Linked DNA regions of Homo sapiens: region 1 is linked to region 2. Evidence: chromatin loops called from intact Hi-C (ENCODE). Cell type or tissue: GM12878. All regions are shown on one strand. Links, peaks and the distances in the headings refer to the core of each region. The heading gives the core; the rest is flanking DNA. Region 1 overlaps GLDC (glycine decarboxylase). Region 2 has its middle 18 kb from the start of LINC02851.

Evidence for each region. Hi-C counts contacts between places; a loop is a spot of excess contacts. Peaks named below come from ENCODE experiments on the same cell type or tissue, not always from the same donor. Only the 100,000 strongest peaks of a DNase experiment are listed, where the experiment ranks them.
Region 1: it touches region 2 in a loop (7-fold over the local background); 28 of 110 quality-filtered maps call a loop at or near these places.

Annotation. Positions count from the first base shown.
Region 1 is chr9:6,584,107-6,587,026 of GRCh38, reverse strand. All of the region lies in intron 15 of GLDC (glycine decarboxylase), which reads left to right. Among named protein-coding and RNA genes, the nearest start is that of GLDC, 60 kb to the left of the region's middle. In GM12878, for the core only: no CTCF peak of the experiment used is centred there; no DNase peak of the experiment used is centred there.
Region 2 is chr9:6,685,031-6,687,950 of GRCh38, reverse strand. No RefSeq gene overlaps it. Among named protein-coding and RNA genes, the nearest start is that of LINC02851, 18 kb to the left of the region's middle. In GM12878, for the core only: a CTCF peak has its summit at 1,329 (motif pointing right); no DNase peak of the experiment used is centred there; H3K27ac peaks cover 737 bases.

The DNA.
Region 1 (2,920 bases), core at 162-2,661, 100 kb after region 2:
AGTTCCACTCCACTGGGGAGAGCATGGCTAGAAGGTGCATCGTGTTCTCCCTCACATAGCTGGTGAGGAGCTGTGGGCTGGGAGTGCATTTGAGGATGTTCACTAGGGCCATAGTTTTTCTCCATATGGGGCTTTCCTTGTAGTTCCTTGAGCTTCCTTGTTCCTTACAGCACAATGTCGGGGTTCAGAATGCGTGTTCCCAGATGAAGCATGGAGAAGCTGCAAATCTCTAATGGCCGAACCTCCTAAGTTACACTGCATCCCTTCCAGATTAGTCTATCTATTAAAGCAAGTCACGAGGCGAGCCCAGATTGAATCGGGGAGGGGACAACACCTGGGTGTGAATTTTGGTAGATGTCGTTCATTGCGGACTGTCTTTGGAAGCTAGCTTACTACACCTGTCAGTGACACAGCATAAGAAGAAGGATCAAGCACACATGCTGAATTCCAACAAGTGTCTCAGTTTAGCAGGGCCAGGAGAACCTGGATCCTGCTTTGGTAATGTCACTAACTTTGAAAGGTCCCTTCTCCTCTTCCAGCCTCAATTTCTTTGTAAAGGAAAGACTTTGAAGAAGAACAGTGATTTTCAAAAGCAACAGCCTCCAGCAAAATCTCCTGAGCACTTGTTAAAAATACAAACTCCGGGCCCCGCTCCAGACGCACTGATCATAACCTCCAGGGGGTGAGACTAAGACTCTTTATTTTTATTTTTATTTATTTATTTGTTTTTTTAGATGGAGTTTTGCTCTTGTTGCCCAGGCTGGAGTGCAATGGCGTGATCTCGGCTCACCGCAACCTCTGCCTCCTGCATTCAAGAGATTCTCCTGCCTCAGCCTCCCGAGTAGCTGGGATTACAGGCATGTGCTACCACACCTGGCTAATTTTGTATTTTTAGTAGAGATGGGGTTTCTCCATGTTGGTCAGGCTGGTCTCTAACTCCTGACCTCAGGTGATCCGCCTGGCTCGGCCTCCCAAAGTGTTGGGATTACAGGTGTGAGCCACCACGCCTGGCCTAGAATCTTTATTTTTAAGACAAGACCAAGTGATTCTAATACACAGTCAATTTGGAATCCCCTGGATTTGTGGTCTCTCTGCCTTCATGATGATAGATGACAGATGGACCGATGGACAGATGATAGATAGATAGATAGATAGATACATACATACATACATACATACATACATACATACATAGATGAATGATAGATGGGCAGGAATCATGTTATCGGTATGTGAGTTTACATTTTAGAATATCTTTAGAAAATGAGTTATGGTATCTGCCCCTAGGTTCTTCACCTCCTGCTGCTCAAAGTATAGTTCTCTACCAGCAGCCTCAGAGTTGACCCCTCTGGGAGCTGGTTAGTAATGCAAAATTTCTGTTTCAAGATGCCCTACCTTCTGTTTTGTAACATAGACTACACAGCAAAGCCATTTACTTTGTAAAAACAATACACCCTATAAAATACAAACCCTTTGGGAAGAGGGTATGTGGCAATGAAAGGATACAGTGCTCTCAATTGCGTCTTAAAGTCTCACTTCATAAATAGGTAGGAGCTGATAGCATGAAAGTCAAGCTTTAGTATACCTTCTTTAGAACTTCATTACTTATTTTTGTTTTGTTTTAAGAGACAAACCTCAGTGAATTCTGAACCTTGAGTCTATGATAGTTATTAAATGTTGAAAATTAAGAAATTTCGCCCTCTAGTGACGGAATATAATCACATTTTCACTGTCATATTGGAGAGTGATTTTTCAAGACTATTTTAATTCTGGTTATTAGCTCTTGCAGTAAATTGTGATCCCAGCCAGGATCCCAGAAGACTGACCTAAGAATCAGGAAATTTGTCTTCTTAAAGCAGTGGTTTACAGCCTTGGCTAGGAATTAGATCCCATGGTGACTTTATAACATCCCTGATGCCCACATCACAATCCCAGATTGAATCATAATCTCAATGGAGAATGACTGGGGTGAGGGAAGGGACCCAGGCGTGAGTATTTCTTTAAAGTTCCCTACATGATTCCAACTGCAGCCAAGGTTGAGAACCAGTGTCTTAGACATTTCTCCGCTGTTTTTCCCTACATACCTGGTGTTCTTTCTTTGTCCTAATTTTTCTCATTCATATGATGGACAGTGAGACTCCACACCCTATCCCAATCTTGCAGAGGGTAAGAGATCTTCATCATGATGTCGTTCCTGGCAATGATGTCTTCTCCAGTTCCTGAGATTCCCAGCTATACCATCCATTTCCAAGAGCTGATTTGAGCATGGCAGGGGCTTTGCACAATGTTTAGGCTTAGATAAAGGAATGAAGGATGTTTCTGGTCATGAGCAGAAGCTGCTGTGACAGATGAGAAAATGCCTTATTCTTTGTTGAGAAAGTACAAGGGCCATGCTTCTGGTGAGTAAAGCAATTTGATGTCTTAATTCGCAGAAAAAAGGAAGGGATACACCACATATTCCATATATAAGTGATTTTTTTAACCTTGTTTCAATCCTATTTTGGCTTATTTGTGCTAATCTCTGCACAAGTGGGTGACACATTTCTTGTCTTATAATTATTCTGTGTCTACAACAGGGCTTACATATTGGCTAATTTGTCATGATTTACTGCTGGCTAGAGTCCAGTGAAATCTAGGGGACCTATATGCACGTCACATTTTTTGTAAGAAGAAACACAGGTTTCTTGACAACTCTGCACAGAGGGAGAATTTCGAATACCATGTCAGCCACTGATGTTATACTCAAAATAGCAGGTGCAGTCACAGGTGTCATCAAGGAACCATTTCCTGGTAATTTCATTTATACCTGACTAATTAGAGTCAGTCAATGTGTCTGTAGAGTTCTGTAGTCACAAAAAGTTTTGAATCTGAATGTTTCCTTTCCCTTTCATTATTGTATGATATTTCAGATATAACCATA
Region 2 (2,920 bases), core at 228-2,727:
CTGTAGTCCCAGCTATGCGGGAGGCTGAGTTGGGAGGATCACTTGAGCCCTGGCAGTTGAGGCTGCACTGAGCTGAGATCACACCACTGCACTCCAGCCTGGGTGACAGAACAAGACCCTGTTTAAAAAAAAAAAAAAAAAAAAGATAAAAAATAATTTTAAAAAGAGAGAGGGGTCCCACTCTGTTGCCCAGGCTGGTCTCAAGTGGTCCTCCTGCCCTAGCCTCCCAAAGTACTAGGATTACAGGCGTGAGCCACCATGCTGGGCTGTGAGACTCCTGTTTTTACAGAAAATTAAAAATTAGCCAGCATGGTGGCATGTACCTGTAGTCCCAGCTATTTGGGAGGTTGAGGTGGGAGGATTGCCCGGGCCCAGGAGGTCAAGGCTGCGGGGAGCTGAGATTGCACAAGTGCACTCCACCCTGGGCAACAAAGCAAGACCCTTCCCAAAACATAAAATAAAAATAAAAATGAAAAATCAACTGGAGTCAGGCAAGGTGGCACATGCTTGTAATCCCAGCACTTTAGGTGGCTGAGGCAGGACGATCCTTTGAGTTTGGGAATTTGAGACCAGCCTGGGCAGCACAGTGAGACCCTGTCTCTACAAAAATAAATTTTAAAAGCTGGCCACGATGGTGCAGGCCTATGGTATCAGCTACTAGGGAGGCTGAGGCGGGAGGACTGCTTGAGCCCAGGAGATCTAGACTGTGGTGAGCCATGCTTGTGCCACTGCAAAGTCAGACCTGGGCAACAAAGTGAGATTCTATCTCAAATAAATAAAATAATTGCTGGCCAGGTGCAGTGGCTCACGCCTGTAATCCCAGCACTTTGGGAGGCCGAGGCAGGTGAATCACCTGAGGTCAGGAGTTCGAGACCAGCCTGGCCAACATGGTGAAACCCCATCTCTACTAAAAATACAAACTTAGCCAGGCCTGGTGGCGCATGCCTGTAATCCCAGCTACCTGGGAGGCTGAGGCAGGAGAATCGCTTGAACCCGAGAGGCGGAGGTTGCAGTCAGCCAAGATCCTGCCACTGCACTCCAGCTTGGGCAATAGAGTGACACTCCGTCTCAAAAATAATAATAATAAGTAAAATAAAATAATAATAATTGCTATTATGTCTGTTGATCCAAAGTCCTGTTTTGGCAGTATTATATGTATTGTGATTAAAACAAAGTGAAAACCATAATTATTTTCTAAGTTGTGTTTCTTTGGGTAGTCAAATGGTCTTGAAATCTGGTGCGTAACAATAAAATCAATAAAAACAGTTCTTGGGATAGAAAATCTCAGGGTTAGTATGTCAGGACATATTTTCAGAAATGAACACTAGATGTCAGCTTTTAGGCAAGCTTTTCTGAGTCACTGACCCATTTTTACCTCCCGACAAAACCCAAGCCAAGTCTTTTCTGAATGTAGAAACTTTCCTCCTCAGGGAACTCCACTTCCGCAGGGCTCTCCCACTGACACCCCTGATAGGGTAACATTTGAGCTATTAAAATTAGCAGGAACTAAACTAGAAAGTGAAGCACCTATGGAGGTTTCTGGGGAGACATTAAATAAAAAACAGAGAAACAAACAAAAAATATAACCTGCAATTCTCTCCCTCTATTGTACTTTACTATCATTTAAAAGAATAAACACAGGCTGGGTGCATTGGCTCATCCTTGTAATCCCAGCAATTTGGGAGGCTGAGGCTAGAGGATCACTTGAAGCCAGGAATTCAAGACCAGGCTGGGCAACATGGCGAGACTCCATCTCTACAAAACGTAGAAGAATTAGGCAGGTGTGGTGTTGTGTGCCTGTAATCCCAGCTACTCGGGAGGCTAAAGCAAGAGAATTGCTTGATCCCAGGAGGCAGAGGTTGCAGTGAGCCAAGATCATGCCACTGCACTCCAGGCTGGGTGACAGAGCAAGAACCTGTCTCAAAATAATAATAATAATAATAATAATAATAAATATATGGCTGTAATCTCAGCACTTTGGGATGCCAAGGCAGGCGGATCATGAGGTCAAGAGATTGAGACCATCCTGGCCAACATGGTGAAACCTCGTCTCTACTAAAAATACAAAAATTAGCTGGGTGTCGTGGCGCGCGCCTATAATCCCAGCTACTCAGAAGGCTGAGGCAGCAGAATCGCTTGTACCTGGGAGGTGGAGGTTGCAGTGAGCCAAGATAGCACCACTGCACTCCAGCCTGGCAACAGAGCAAGACTCTGTCACAAAATAATAATAATAATAATAATAATAGTAATAATAATAATAATAATAATAATAATAGGCCATGGCTGGGCGTGGTGGCTCAAGCCTATAATCCCAGCACTTTGGGAGGCTGAGGCGGGTGGATCACCTGAGGTCAGGAGTTCAAGACCAGCCTGACCGATATGGTGAAACCCTGTCTTTACTAAAAATACAAAAAATTAGCTGAGTGTGGTGGCGGGTGCCTGTAGTCCCAGCTACTCAGGAGGCTGAGACAGAAGAACTACTTGAACCTGGGAGGAGGAGGTTGCAGTGAGCGAAGATCACATGACACTGCACTCCAGCCTGGGCAACAGAGTGAGACTCTGTCTCAAAAGAAAAAAAGAAAAAAAAAAGGCTAGATGCAGTGGCTCACACCTATAACCCCAACACTTTGGGAAGGCAAAGGCGGGCGGATCACCTGAGGTCAGGAGTTCGAGACCAGCCTGACCAACATGGCTAAACCCCATCTCTACTAAAAATACAAAATTATCTGAGCATGGTGGCGCATGCCTATAATCCTAGCTACTTGGGAGGCTAAGGCAGGAGAATCGCTTGAACCCAGGAGATGGAGGTTGCAGTGAACTGAGATCATGCCATTGCACTCCAGACTGGGCAACAAGAGCAAAACTCCGTCTCAATAAATAAATAAATATTAAACATAAAAATAATTTCATCTTTGTAATG